Regions from separate parts of the Mus musculus genome. Here all the other regions are linked to region 1. A link is a contact called in ENCODE Hi-C or POLR2A ChIA-PET data. All regions are on one chromosome and are shown on one strand. The core of a region is the stretch at or near the end of the contact, and the rest is flanking DNA. Distances in the headings are between cores, read along the strand shown. Region 1 holds the start of Adgre5 (adhesion G protein-coupled receptor E5). Region 2 holds the start of Dnajb1 (DnaJ heat shock protein family (Hsp40) member B1). Region 3 holds the start of Adgrl1 (adhesion G protein-coupled receptor L1). Region 4 holds the start of Asf1b (anti-silencing function 1B histone chaperone).

Region 1 (3,053 bases), core at 328-2,827:
TCCAACTAGCGAGGCTGCTTGGTTGGTTTTGAAGACAAGGTATCATGTGGTCTCAAACTCAGTATACAGCAGAGAATGACCTTGAACTTTTGACCCTCCTGCCTCTACTCGCTAGGTACTCTGATAGCAGACACAGACACCACACCCACATGTTCAGTTAATTCAAACTGTAAACCAGAAAGTTTGTACACAAACTCTTGGCCCTTGAAACAATATGGTAAAATACAGCTGGTCTTGTTCCATTTTACAGAGGAGGAAAGTGCAGCCCAAAGTCACTGTGACCCAGCTTAGTGACAGCCAGGCAGGCCCCTGCAGCTGTTTGCCACCAACTGTGACACCCTGGGACTCTATTTCCTGGTTCTAGGTCCATGGCTACTGAGCTGCCTGCCACCTGTCACTAGCACTCAGGCCAGTCATTGTGGTTAGGGTGACCCCAGTTTGTGCCCCAAGTTCCATATCTTGGGGTAACTCCAGCTGGTGCCCCGTTCCATTTTTTCACTGTTTGTTGTCAAGTTACTTAGGTGACTTAGCCATCAAACAACGGTTGAGGCACCCAGGGTGGGGCGGGAAAGTCATGATGAAAGCCAAGTTCAAACCACAGCCTGGTAAGTTCCTTTCAGCCAGCAGCTCCGTCCCAGACAAGTCCCAAGGAGATTCTCTGCCTGTTCCTGGCACGGAGACAGCAGGGGACAGACTGGGGCAGGGGGAGTTCCCACCCTCGAAGAAATGGGCACCCTCACGTGGGTTTCTCTTCACATTGAGAGCGTCTGTTTGGGCAACAGTTTGCAAAGTGTACTTTAACCTACAGTTCTTTTTAGCTTTTTTTTTTTTTAAACTGTATGTGTTTTGCCTGCATGTATGTTTGTGCACTGCATGTATTATTGTACACTGCATGTATGTCTGTGCACTGCATGTCTGTTGCCCGTGGATGCAGAAGACAGTGTGAATCCCCAGGAACTGGAGTTACAGACACTTGTGAGCCACCATATAGGTGCTGGGACCCAGCCAGGTCCTCTCTTAATGCTCTTGACCTCGGCACCACCCCAGCCTCTAGCCTGCATTTCTTTTTCTTTTGTTCTTTTGAGACAGGGTCTTGCTGTGTAGCACAAGCTGACCTGAAATTGGTGACCCTGCTGCCTCAGCCTCCCTAATGCCCTGTGACACCATGCCTGCTTTGTTACCCTCTTTAACTGCCCCCGTGCCTCAGTTTCTCCCTCTTAGTCTCCAAACTGGCAACACTCAAGCCCATTAGGATCTGACACCCCCTGGAGAGCCCTCTGGGGCGCACAGGTGCGCCGGCTTCGACTGTCCCTGCCCCTCCTGGCCACGTCCCGCGAGTTCCCTCCCGGCTCCGCGCAACCCCGAGGTCTCACCAAGCAGGCCGGGGCATCTGACGCCCCTCATGGTGGCGCGGCACGGAACGGACAGCGTCTGGGGTTGATAGAGGGCTGTGGCGGCCGGCTGGGCTGGGCTTTTATGCAGCGGGCGTGAGCAGGGCCCTCCCCGGAACTGTCCTCCCCGCTGGAAAGTAACAGGAAAGTGCCGGGGAAACAGACCCAGGGCGCGCCGCGCGCCCGCGTCTGGAACAAACGCAACATTCCTCCCCCCCCCCCCCCGCGCGCGGCTCCGACACCCGCCCCCGCGGGGAGCTGGGTGGTGTGGTTCAGGCGTCCTGGGACGGGGACCAGGCACATCGGACAGAGCTGGGTGGAGCTCCCACCCGAACGATGTCCTGGGCGACCCTCGCCTTTCCCATCAGCAGGACTTGTCGGCTTCTTTTCCAAGAGAGAAACTGAAGTTCAGAGAAGCCAGGGGCCAAATAAGAACCAGAAGAGGACTGAGGGTCCTGCCGGGCTGACTGTCCAGGAACGAGAGACATCAAGGTTTGGAGATGCGGCTCAGTGTGCGCAGTGCTTGCTTAACCTGCCCGAGGCCCTGTCTAGCCTCAAAGCCACATAAGCCGGCAGAGGACCGCTAGCCTGTAATCCCAGCACTAATCAGGAGTTCAACTCATCCTCCGTTTTGTCGCTTTTGAAGCCTGCCCGCGCTACAAAAGACCTTGCCCAAAAAGACAAGGGGTCATGGCATGGCTGCGTTGGCCTATACTAATACCGTTCTCTGGAAAGCAGAGGCTAAACCGGAGGCCGTTTTTGGCCACTTAAGAGTTGCAGGCCAGCCAGGCCTACGAAGCATGAGTCTATCGCAAAAATAAAAAATAATAAAGTGGGGGAGGGAAGTGCTACCAAGATGGTTCAGCGGGTAAAGGCACTTGCCCCAAAACCTAACGACCTGATTTCTGATACCCAGGACCTCCATGATGGAAGGAGAGAGCCAACTCCTGGAAGTTGTCCTCTGACCTTCACGGGCACACGGTGCCACACACAAACCCAAACACTAAATAAACAAGTCAATAAATAAAACGTAATAAGGGGCCGGGCAGTGGTGGCGCATGCCTGTAATCCCAGCACTTGAGAGGCAGAGGCAGGCGGATTACTGAGTTCGAGGCCAGCCTGGTCTAGAGAGTGAGTTCCAGGACAGCCAGGACTGCACAGAGAAACCCTGTCTCAAAAAGCCAAAACAAATAAACAAACAAAAAACGTAATAAGGACTTAAAATAGAGGAAGAGAGAGCTTTGACCACGGGACATGGCTTACCACGGCAGGGCTTTTTGGTTACACGCACTGACCTTGCCACAGTCTATAGAGAGTCATGTGATGTACACTGGCTTCCTGTTTGAGTTACTTGTGTAACTATGGTTTCTTTTCATGTGTGTGTGTTGGGGGCGGGAAGAATGCCAAACCCAAGGCTTTGTGTATGCTGGACAAGCACTCTACCAAGGGAACTACATTCTCAGACACATCTAGTGATTTTTCAAAATATTGATTTTCTTTTTCTTTTTTTCTCTGAAACACGGTCTGGTCTCAAACAGCCCAGGCTGTCTTTCAACTCTATGTAGCCTAGGATGGCACTGAACTCCTGACTTCCTGTCTCCAAAGCCTAAGCCTGCTGGGATCACAGGCATAAACTACCAGGGGTGTCAGGCCTTCCTTTTA
Region 2 (2,969 bases), core at 70-2,569, 130 kb before region 1:
CTTTGTAGACCAGGCTGGCCTCGAACTCAGAAATCCGCCTGTCTCTGCCTCCCAAGTGCTGGGATTAAAGGCATGCACCACCACTGCCAGCTCACTATCTCTGTCTCTGTACCTTTAAAGACACTTTCTCTACAAGTGTTCCCTAGCTCCAAATCCATGGGGAGGCGGGGGGCAGGGCTCAACTGGTTCGGTTTTCATGGGGTCAGTACAGTTAGGAAAATCAAAACACATACACCACACACAGCTATACCATTAACGGAAGGCTAAAGTCATTTTTCTCAGGGGTGCCTAGGGCAAGGGTTATCTGACTCTCCTCCTACAGAGCTTCCAGAAAGGGAATGTCAACAGTTGTCCACTAAACAAGATGATTAATCATCTCTTTCAAGAACACCCTTTGTCCCTTGTCTTTAACAAATGCAGAATAATGTCAACTTCACCATATTCCACGACCATTCCCTTTGTACAGATGACCACACTGAGACCAGAAAAGCTACTCTACCAACCCAAGGTCACACAGCCAGAAAGTGCTAGGATGAGAGTCAGTCTTTCATGCACTTTCAGGCAGTCCCATTCCCTGCAAGAACCACCAATGACTATTCCAGCTTCTCTATGCCTTCCAATATCTGAAGCTCTCTCCTCTTCCTCACTCAGCTCCGTCCTTGACCGCCATCATCCCAGACTTACAAAACCAAAAGCAAAAAGCTATACTATATCAAAGTATTTGGAAATATTTACGAAGCACCCAGTGGATCTTTAAAAAAATCACGCAGCCCTGGTGGTAAACTCAGACGGCAAAGGAAGTGACAAGTATCAGAACGCCAAGAGGCGAGCTAAACCCAGTAGGAATTAGTAGGAAGTAAGATAAACCGGAGAGGCAGCCCGACTGCAGCAAGCCCAAGGCAGACCAGTCTCACCTCGCTTTACAGTAACGGCCTTACGGGAAAAACCAAGGGCTACGGGCAGAAGAGGGCGGGGTGCCTATTTTTATCCCTGGGTTAGAGCAGGAAAGCTTAGAGGTACTTGTCAGGTAGCTACCACAAGTCACGCAGCAGAACCTCCCAGCCGGCGATAACCTGGGGGAAAGGGTGCGGCCTTTCGGAGAGGCCCGTCTCTGTAGCCCCGCCCCTCTTCGCGCCTCCACCTGTCCGCAGAGAGAGAGAGGGTTGCGATTGGCTGGATCCGCTACGGAGGCGGAACCCCAGCAGCCGGCGCGCGCGCCCGAGGAAGGCGTTGACCAGAGTAGAGAGGGAAGGGGCGTGGCCCCGCGCGGAAAGCCGTTGGCAGCCGGGTCCCACCCCGGATGTGCTGCGTCACGGAGCGGGCCGCAGCGATTGGCCGGTGTCGTGCGGCGCATCGGGAGGGGCGGAAGGTTCTGGAGGGCTGGCGGGATCTGGAAGCTTCCGCCGGACGGGTATATAGAGTCCGGGACGGGGCAGCAGCGGAGCCGGAGGCGGCGACAGCTGGGCGGCGGTGGCCATGGGCAAGGACTACTATCAGACGCTGGGCCTGGCCCGCGGCGCGTCCGACGACGAGATCAAGCGAGCCTACCGCCGCCAGGCGCTGCGCTACCACCCGGACAAGAACAAGGAGCCCGGCGCTGAGGAGAAGTTCAAGGAGATCGCCGAGGCCTACGACGTGCTCAGCGACCCGCGCAAGCGCGAGATTTTCGACCGCTATGGAGAGGAAGGTACGTGTGCGCGCGGCCGGGGTGACCCGCCGTTTGACAGGCGGGGAAACCGAGGCACTCGGAGCCTCTCCAAGACCTCGGCCGGGGACAGGCATTCCGGGGATCTAGCGGCGGCGCCGCCTCCTTCACCCTCTGATCCGCGGCCTCAGACAGGAGGAGGAGCTCTGGGCGCGCCGCTGGCACAGAAGCTTCTAGCACGTCTGCCGCAGCCCCTCCCGGTCGGTCGCCTGCACAGCGCCGGAATGGTGCAGATGGAGGGCGGCGGTCGCGATGGGAATGAAAATTGCCCGAGTATTGATTCTCTTTCCTAGCCGCAAGCTCAGTGTTCGCTCACCCAGGGTTGAGCCTTTTTGGTAACAGTGCGTAGGAGCTTCTCTGTAAGATGGTAACAGCATAGCTGGGAGGATGGAGCAGTCACGTAAACCTGGTCGCACCGAGATCTAGAGGCCTTACTACCGAATATGTTGTCAGGAAGTAAAACGGAGTAGTGTGTTTCTTGCTCCTATTGCCATTGGGAGTTAAAAGACTTGAGATTCGTCCTTGACTAACAAGCTTTTTAATATATACATAAAATCCCTCCCGCTATAGTTCCTGTGGCCTTTTTACTAAGAGCAAAACTTGTTGAGCAGAGTGCGGGGGCTCACACCTCCACATGGGAAACCGAATTAGGAACGCTGTGAATTTGCTTCAAATCAGAGCTACAGGGTAATAAGCTCCTGTTTCCAAAGGAACCGGATGTTGTGACAATCCCCCCTCTGGGGTATTTGAGTCAGGAGGATTGCCTTGAGGCTACTCTGGACGAAAGTTTGTGTGTTACGTGGCATTGACAGTAATACATGCAAAAGGAACAAAATGTGACCATTTATTTGAGACAGGACCTCACTGTTGCTGGAACTTTGTTTTTCAATTTATTTGAGCGTGTGCCTCCGTGTATATGTGTATACCATTCACATGCTTCTAGAGAAGAGGGCATTAAAGGTCCCGGAACTAGAGTTAGACCATGGTCTGCTGCTATGTAGGTGTTGGAAATTGAACTTGGTTCTTCTGCCAGATGAGCCAGTGCTCTGAGCCATTTCTCCAGCACCTCATGGTGGAGCTCTGGCTTGTCTGGAACTTGCAGAGATCAGTCTGCACTTGTCTTGAGAGTGCTGGGGTTCTGAGCTCTTTGTTTCAGGGGTTTTATGTTTTATAAGTGTGTTGAAGTGTTGGGGGTGGAGGGAGGTGGGGCTGACTCTCCAGCAGTAACCCTGACTTGTGGTTTTGGTTTCCAGGCCTGAAGGGT
Region 3 (3,113 bases), core at 181-2,680, 160 kb after region 1:
AACGGATTCTCAGCGCGGCAGCTTCCAAGCTCTGTTCTTACCTCTCTGGATTCCGCTCCCCTGAACCCACACCCCAACCCCCGCACTGAGTTGTCTATATTGCTTAAGTGCCTGGTTTTGGCCCCGGGTTCAGCTTTATAGCCTCCCCCCACCAAAAAAAAAAAAAAAAACCAAAAAAACAAATAAACTATAAGTCTAGGCAGTGGTAGCTTTGGCTCCAGATATTTGGGCCAGGTCGACCCCCTTTCCCATCTAGAGAAGCAATCCTAGGCTTCATCTGTAGCTGGGGGGCTGAACCCAGCCTCTGGCTTCACTCACTAAGTCCAAAGCCTAGGAATCTAAGTCCGATCCGCTGCCCTACTTCTCCGAGTCCATCACCTGCAGTGTAGTTCTTACGTTGTGGAAATCTGCACCGGGCTTTTGCTCTCGCCATCAACCTAAAATTCAATTTTTTTTTTCTTCCCTACCCACCCCCTCCAAAACCAGACGCTTGAGGCGTTTATAGATACTAACCTCTCCTCCGCTCCTGCAGCCTGGTCAGCTCCAGGACCCTGTCCGGTTGCCAAGGCTCTCTCTTCTGTTTGGGGGAGGGGGGCTGTTCTCATCCCATCCTACCTACGCTCCAGTCCTGGCTTTGCGTCCCTCCCTCGTTTTTTTTTTTAATTAATTTATTTATTTATTTTTTTATTGTAGGTCTGGTCTCCCAGGGTAGCGGGATCCACACCACATCCCCTTCCTGTCGCATCACCCAGGATCCAGATACTGCTTTTACCTGCCGGCTCTGTTGCAGCCAGCGCGCGGGATCCTTCCATACCTCAGTCCAGCCCTCATTTTGTCCCTCCCCACCCCACGTCGCTGTTAGGAAGATGGGGGACAGCCTACGCTCTTGTCAGTCACTAAGCAGCACTCCCTCCGGCCCTCCTGCAATCCCGGGTGGGAGACGCTCTGGTCCAGGTCTTTTTTGTTGCCACCGCACAGGCCTGACGCATTACTCCATCTCCCTTGGAAGAATCCGGACCGAAATTTGCGTGCCTCGAGTGCATCTGGCCCTGTCGCAGCTACCTCCCCTCCCACTCCTACCCCCCCACACCGCGCCCCTCCCGTCCCTACCCTCTCTGCCAAATCCGGACCAGGTTTTGCGCAGTCCTTGCACAGCTCTCCATTTACCCCTCACCGGCTAGGCGCCTTTCTGCACAGCACGGCTGCAGAGTCCGTTCCGTTTTTTCTTGCCGCCCGTCGCACCCCACCCCCCCCCAGCCCAACTAGGGGGATCTAGCGCGTCGCCTCCCTCTGCCCACTTTTCCTTGGGGGAGGCGAGTGGAACTCCAGGCCAGGTTTCCGGGCCCTTCCTCGGGGCGCACGGGAGGGCTGCGGAGACTAGTCCCCGGCGGGTAGTCCAGGCCAGGTTTTGCGCTTGTCCGCCGCCCCCCTCCCGGAGCCGGCGGGCCCGGCAGCGCCGAGAGCAGGCGGCTTGTCATTGCTGGTGCCCCGCGCCCGCTCGCTCCGCGAGTCCTGCGGTGCCCACGGGCCCAGCCCCGCGCCCCCTGCTCCGGCCACCCCGGGGGCGCAACGCCGCCGCGCCTGCTTCCAGCTGTGTAGCTCCGGCCCCCTGCGGGCAGCGCGAGCGGTCGGCGCGGGAGCAGTCGGCGCTGCGACGCCCCCGCCCCGCCGTCTGCCGGAGACGCCCCGGCGGATGGGGCCGCGCGGGCCCAGGAGCGGCGCCGCCGGGCGGCGGGGGCCTGCGCGGCCGCCCGGGCAGCCGCGTTAACCCTTCGCCCGCTGCCGTCCGGGGGCGCTGGGAAGTCGCCTGGGCACACACGTGCCGCCTCCGTCGGGGCCGCGGAGCTGCGGGGGAGATGCGGGCAGCCGGCGCCGCCTCGGGGGGCTCCGCCTCGCCCCAGCCCCCCGAGCTCTGACGCCGCCCCCGCCCCTCCGCCTCCACGCCTCGCTCCCCGGGAGGGGCGCAGACCCGCGCGCCCGGGGCCGGGGCCGCCTCCGGAGCGCCGCGATCCGCCTTTTCTTTCCTTTTTTTTTTTTTTTTTATACTCCCCCCCCCCACCCCTTCCCTTTTAAATTTTGGTCGGTGGCGGCGGTGCTGGGCCGGAGGAAAGAAGGGACACGGAGTCCTCCCTCGCTCAGCCACCCCCTCCCCGCTTCCCCCTGGGCCGGGCTCCGGGAGATGTGCCGGGCGGGGGGCCCGGCTTCGCGGAGCCGCCGGAGGAGCGCGCACGGCCGACCCCGAAGCGCCGCTGGACAGGTGAGTGTGCGGGAGCCTCAGGCCACGCCGCACCTGGGCCAGGTGTGCGCGGCGGGAGGGGCGGGGAGCACCCTACCCCCGCCCGCCGGGGGCTTGGTGAGGGTGCGGATGGGCGGCCGCAGGGTGCCCTGCAGGGGGAGGGGACCGCTAGTGTGCCCGCGCGTGGCTGCGTGTGCCCGCGCGCGCGCCGGCCTTTGTGGGGAAGCGGCGCGGCGGTGCCTGCGTGTCCCCGGTGCGTGTGCGCGCGGGTGCTTGGCGCCCTGTTTGTGTAGGTGTCTGGGTGTGAGTGGAGAGGGTGCGTGTGCGCGCAGCGCGCGGGCCCGGGCTCCCCAGAGAAGCCATGTCGGGGGGCTGGCACCGCAGGATGCTGGGCCAGCCCCCCCCCCCCCCCGACATGGCTTGTTTTTCTCTGGGAGGCAGTGGCGCTAATGGTGGTTGGGGGTGGTATGGGGAGAGGTATGTCTGGGTGTCGAGTGAGTTTCAGCCCGGAGGGGTGCTTTGGGCAACCCTGGTGCAGTTGTGAGACATCTTCTGTTAGTGGTACCCTGTTAAGCACGGATGGAGGCTGTCAGGTTGGATCTACCGGAACGAGCTTTCTCTCCTCTTCCAGGTGTTCCTGAAATAGAGCTGTGTGGCTCAGTTGTCATCGTCCCGTTTGAGGGTCCTGGGATGAAAGTCCAGTTCGTGTGTGTGTGTGTGTGTGTGTGTGTGTGTGTGTGTGTGTGTGTGTGTGTGTGTGTGGTGGGAGGGTAGTGTGTACTTATGCAGTGGCCAGAAAATGTCCTCAAATGGCATCACTTCAGTGCACCCCAGGCACCTATGTGAAGATGGCACCCCGCCGGCAAACAGCCCCTAA
Region 4 (2,913 bases), core at 208-2,707, 210 kb after region 1:
CTGAGCCATCTCACCAGCCCCTTACATTTTCAACTATAAATTTTGTGAAATATAAAAGGTCAGATACCTCTTTCAAATAAAAGTGGACAGTCCCATGCTAGGTTACAGACCTGTTTGAAATGTGAAACACATACAGGATCCCAAAGACTTCTCAATGAGTAAAAAGGTGCAGGATAGCTCATTGGTGTTTTTAGAATGGTCATATTTGAAATGATTATTTTTGTCCTATTTAGTTAAGTGTCTATTAAAAATCATATTCATTGCTTCTTGGCCTTTTTGCATTGGCCAAGTATGAAAACTAATTTACTTACTTCCCCAAACTCACTGTGTAGATCAGGCTGGCCCACAGAAGTCTGCCTACCTCTGAGTCCTGAGATTAATGGCACGCATCTACCTTTCCATTTTGTTTTAACCTTTAAAAGATGTGATTGGTAAAGGTTGTGTAAGAAGCTATGACAGGGTATAAAGAACCAGAAAGTAAGGAGAAAAGGTAAGTTTCACAGACAGCGGCAGTTAACTGGTTTGGTTTTGGATCAGGGTTTCTCTGTGTAGCCCTGGCTGTCCTAGAACTTGCTCTGCAGACCAGGCTGGCCTCGAACTCACAGGTCCACCTGCCTCTGCCTCCCGTGTGCTGGGATAAAAAGCGTGCGTCACCGAGCCCGGGCTGAAAGACAGAGTGCAGAGGCAGGATTCAAACCCTGGTCTGTCCACGAACCAGAACTCCCTTCGGACTGAGACTCGATCCTGTATCCCCTCTCATCGCTACGCCATCTTGTCTCAGGGGTGATCTAAACCTTCTCGACAGTCTCCTCGACCATGATTTTCAAAGGTAGGAACCCCTCAGGGTAGTCCCCAGAAACGCTCACCTGCTGACAGCCGCCTAAACCGCCCAGGCCACTCTCTCCTCCTTAAAGCTTTTCACTGTGAGGGTGTGCGATTTCCACAGCTCTCCAGCCCGGCGTTCCTCACGCCCACCATAATAGCCAATCACGTCTCAGAAACCCGCTTACGGCCACGCCCACGATCGATACTCAATCACTGCGAGTGCGAGTGCCGTCTTCTCAGCGCGTTTTAGTGAGAGTCGCGCGCCACCGTTCGGCCGTTGGTGGCGCTGCTCTCTGTGAGGTGCGTCTACCGGAAAAGCGGAACGAGGGGCGGGGGATGCCGGTGCGGTAACCCTTGGGATTGGACAAGAGAAGTTCCGCGCTCTAACTCCGCCCACCCCGGAGCGAGCTATTCCAGTCGGAGACTCCAGGGATTGGTTCCCGATAGACCTTTACGAAGCTAAGAGATTAACGTTCCGCCTCCTGGGGCCCGTGAAGAGGGAGCTTCTCTGATTGGTCTGAGGGTCCAGGCGCGCGCCTGAAGACGCCTCGAGATTGGCTGATGGCTCGCGCCGTCATCGGTCCTTAGCGGCGATTGGCTGGAAGGCGGAGCCGGCTATTTGAAGGGAGCGCGCTGAGCGGAGGAGCGCTTCAGAGGGAAGAGTTGGGAGACGCAGGGAGGTTTCCGTCCTGTCGTCCCCCCCTTCTTCTCTGTCGCAAGTCACTGTGAAGAAGTCTCCACAGCAGCTGCGGCTCCCGGGCGCGGTGATGGCCAAGGTGTCGGTGCTGAATGTGGCTGTGCTGGAGAACCCGAGCCCTTTCCACAGCCCCTTCCGGTTCGAGATCAGCTTCGAATGCAGTGAGGCCCTGTCTGACGGTGAGGCCGGGCCTGAGCCGGGGACCCCAGACCCTCCTGCCCTCGGGGTTTCGCCACCCCCAATCTCCCGGGGCCAACTAGATCTCCCATTAGATACGCCTCCATGGCCCAGCTCCGGTCTCTCGGTGGAGCCGGCTCTGTCCAGTGTACATTGTCTGGTGGAGGCCTCGTCACCCTTCGTCTTGCACCGCTTGTCCTTGTACGCTTTCCCTGGAGACCCGCAGCCACGCCTTTTCCCTATGGCTAGACCCCGCGTTGATGCCCTTCCTCCTAAGAAACCATCCACGTGTCCTATGGAATCCCAACCTCCAGTCCCGTCCCCCCCCCTTTTCCTTGTGGGTATCTTTTCCTACAAAGCAGCCAGACTCTTCTGTTGCCCTGTCCGCCCATGTCAAGACCTTCTTCACCCCATGGCTCCCAAAAACCCCCTCCCCAGACAACTCCAGATTTGTCCCCCACAACTCCTGCTTGCCAACCGTAACAACATGGTGTTGCCTATAAGCCTTCTTCCTTTAGGTTAGTCCCAGATCCTATGTCTGAGCTCCCTCTGAGGAGAGATGGGGGCTTCTGACTCCAGGCTTTGTAGGTAACTTGGTCTCCCCAGCTCCTGGTCTGGGTGAATGTCCTGAGGTGAGGGGTGCCACAGCCAGGCAGGCCTCTTCCAGTTTCTGAGATTTCTACTAGCTGCCAGCTAACTCAGTGCAAGGAACCCCTCATCCCTTTTGATGGGCTGACCTTGTCTGGGGAGTGGGTGGACTGACCAAACAGGGATGGGATCCAACTTCCATCAACTGGGAGGCCACGGGCTTTTGTGGATCTTTCACAGAATGACTTAATTCATCTGTGGGACATAAAGGTGGACATGGCTCTCATCACACAGATGAGAGAACAAGAGCCATAAAGAGCAAAAGACTTTCAAATAAATCCATGAACATGTAAACTGTGAAGTCACTTTGGATTCTCAGCTCCCCAGCAAAAGGCAAGTCCTGTTTTCAGAGGACCTGCTTTCAACACTCCACGAGACCATTTCTCTACTGAGTGTTGAAAGGATGTAGCAGCTGAGGAGGTGGAGCTCTGAGAGCCTAGGCTGTGGCAACTAGTGCCTCTTGGTGGCTGTTGGTGGTATTCAGTTAAGGCCAGCCACTCCTGTTCACTTGGAGCTGCTATGTGTGTGCTTGGGGTGGGTCAGTGGCTCAGCCTCTCCCTAGTTTC

What was found. Hi-C counts contacts between places; a loop is a spot of excess contacts on that map. ChIA-PET counts read pairs that join two places held with the same protein, here RNA polymerase II (POLR2A).
Region 2: POLR2A ChIA-PET joins it to region 1 with 13 read pairs in embryonic stem cell. The contact joins the promoter of Dnajb1 here to the promoter of Adgre5 in region 1. POLR2A ChIA-PET finds 5 or more read pairs at or near these places in 4 of 5 experiments (Patski and embryonic stem cell).
Region 3: a map of CH12.LX shows a loop between it and region 1 (2.7-fold over the local background). The contact joins the promoter of Adgrl1 here to the promoter of Adgre5 in region 1. A Hi-C loop is called at or near these places in 4 of 37 maps with a recorded cell type or tissue (CH12.LX, T-helper 17 cell and v-Abl transformed pro-B cells). POLR2A ChIA-PET finds 5 or more read pairs at or near these places in 3 of 5 experiments (Patski and embryonic stem cell).
Region 4: POLR2A ChIA-PET joins it to region 1 with 18 read pairs in embryonic stem cell. The contact joins the promoter of Asf1b here to the promoter of Adgre5 in region 1. A Hi-C loop is called at or near these places in 8 of 37 maps with a recorded cell type or tissue (adrenal gland, heart and left cerebral cortex). POLR2A ChIA-PET finds 5 or more read pairs at or near these places in 4 of 5 experiments (Patski and embryonic stem cell).

Annotation. Positions count from the first base shown.
Region 1 is chr8:83,739,734-83,742,786 of GRCm38, forward strand. It overlaps Adgre5 (adhesion G protein-coupled receptor E5), which reads right to left and starts at 1,578. Exons shown (of 20, transcript NM_011925.2): 1 at 1,374-1,578. The coding sequence starts at 1,404. It overlaps Gm46046 (predicted gene, 46046), which reads left to right and starts at 1,553. Exons shown (of 2, transcript NR_168527.1): 1 at 1,553-1,883.
Region 2 is chr8:83,606,856-83,609,824 of GRCm38, forward strand. It overlaps Dnajb1 (DnaJ heat shock protein family (Hsp40) member B1), which reads left to right and starts at 1,320. Exons shown (of 3, transcript NM_018808.3): 1 at 1,320-1,687; 2 at 2,959-2,969. The coding sequence starts at 1,477. It overlaps Gm42029 (a long non-coding RNA gene), which reads right to left and starts at 995. Exons shown (of 3, transcript XR_878996.2): 1 at 915-995.
Region 3 is chr8:83,898,668-83,901,780 of GRCm38, forward strand. It overlaps Adgrl1 (adhesion G protein-coupled receptor L1), which reads left to right and starts at 1,431. Exons shown (of 23, transcript NM_181039.2): 1 at 1,431-2,257. It overlaps Gm26721 (predicted gene, 26721), which reads right to left and starts at 1,060. Exons shown (of 4, transcript NR_166528.1): 1 at 514-1,060.
Region 4 is chr8:83,954,237-83,957,149 of GRCm38, forward strand. Asf1b (anti-silencing function 1B histone chaperone) reads left to right here and starts at 1,458. Exons shown (of 4, transcript NM_024184.2): 1 at 1,458-1,701. The coding sequence starts at 1,593. Gm10644 (predicted gene 10644) reads right to left here and starts at 1,097. Exons shown (of 5, transcript NR_169070.1): 1 at 867-1,097.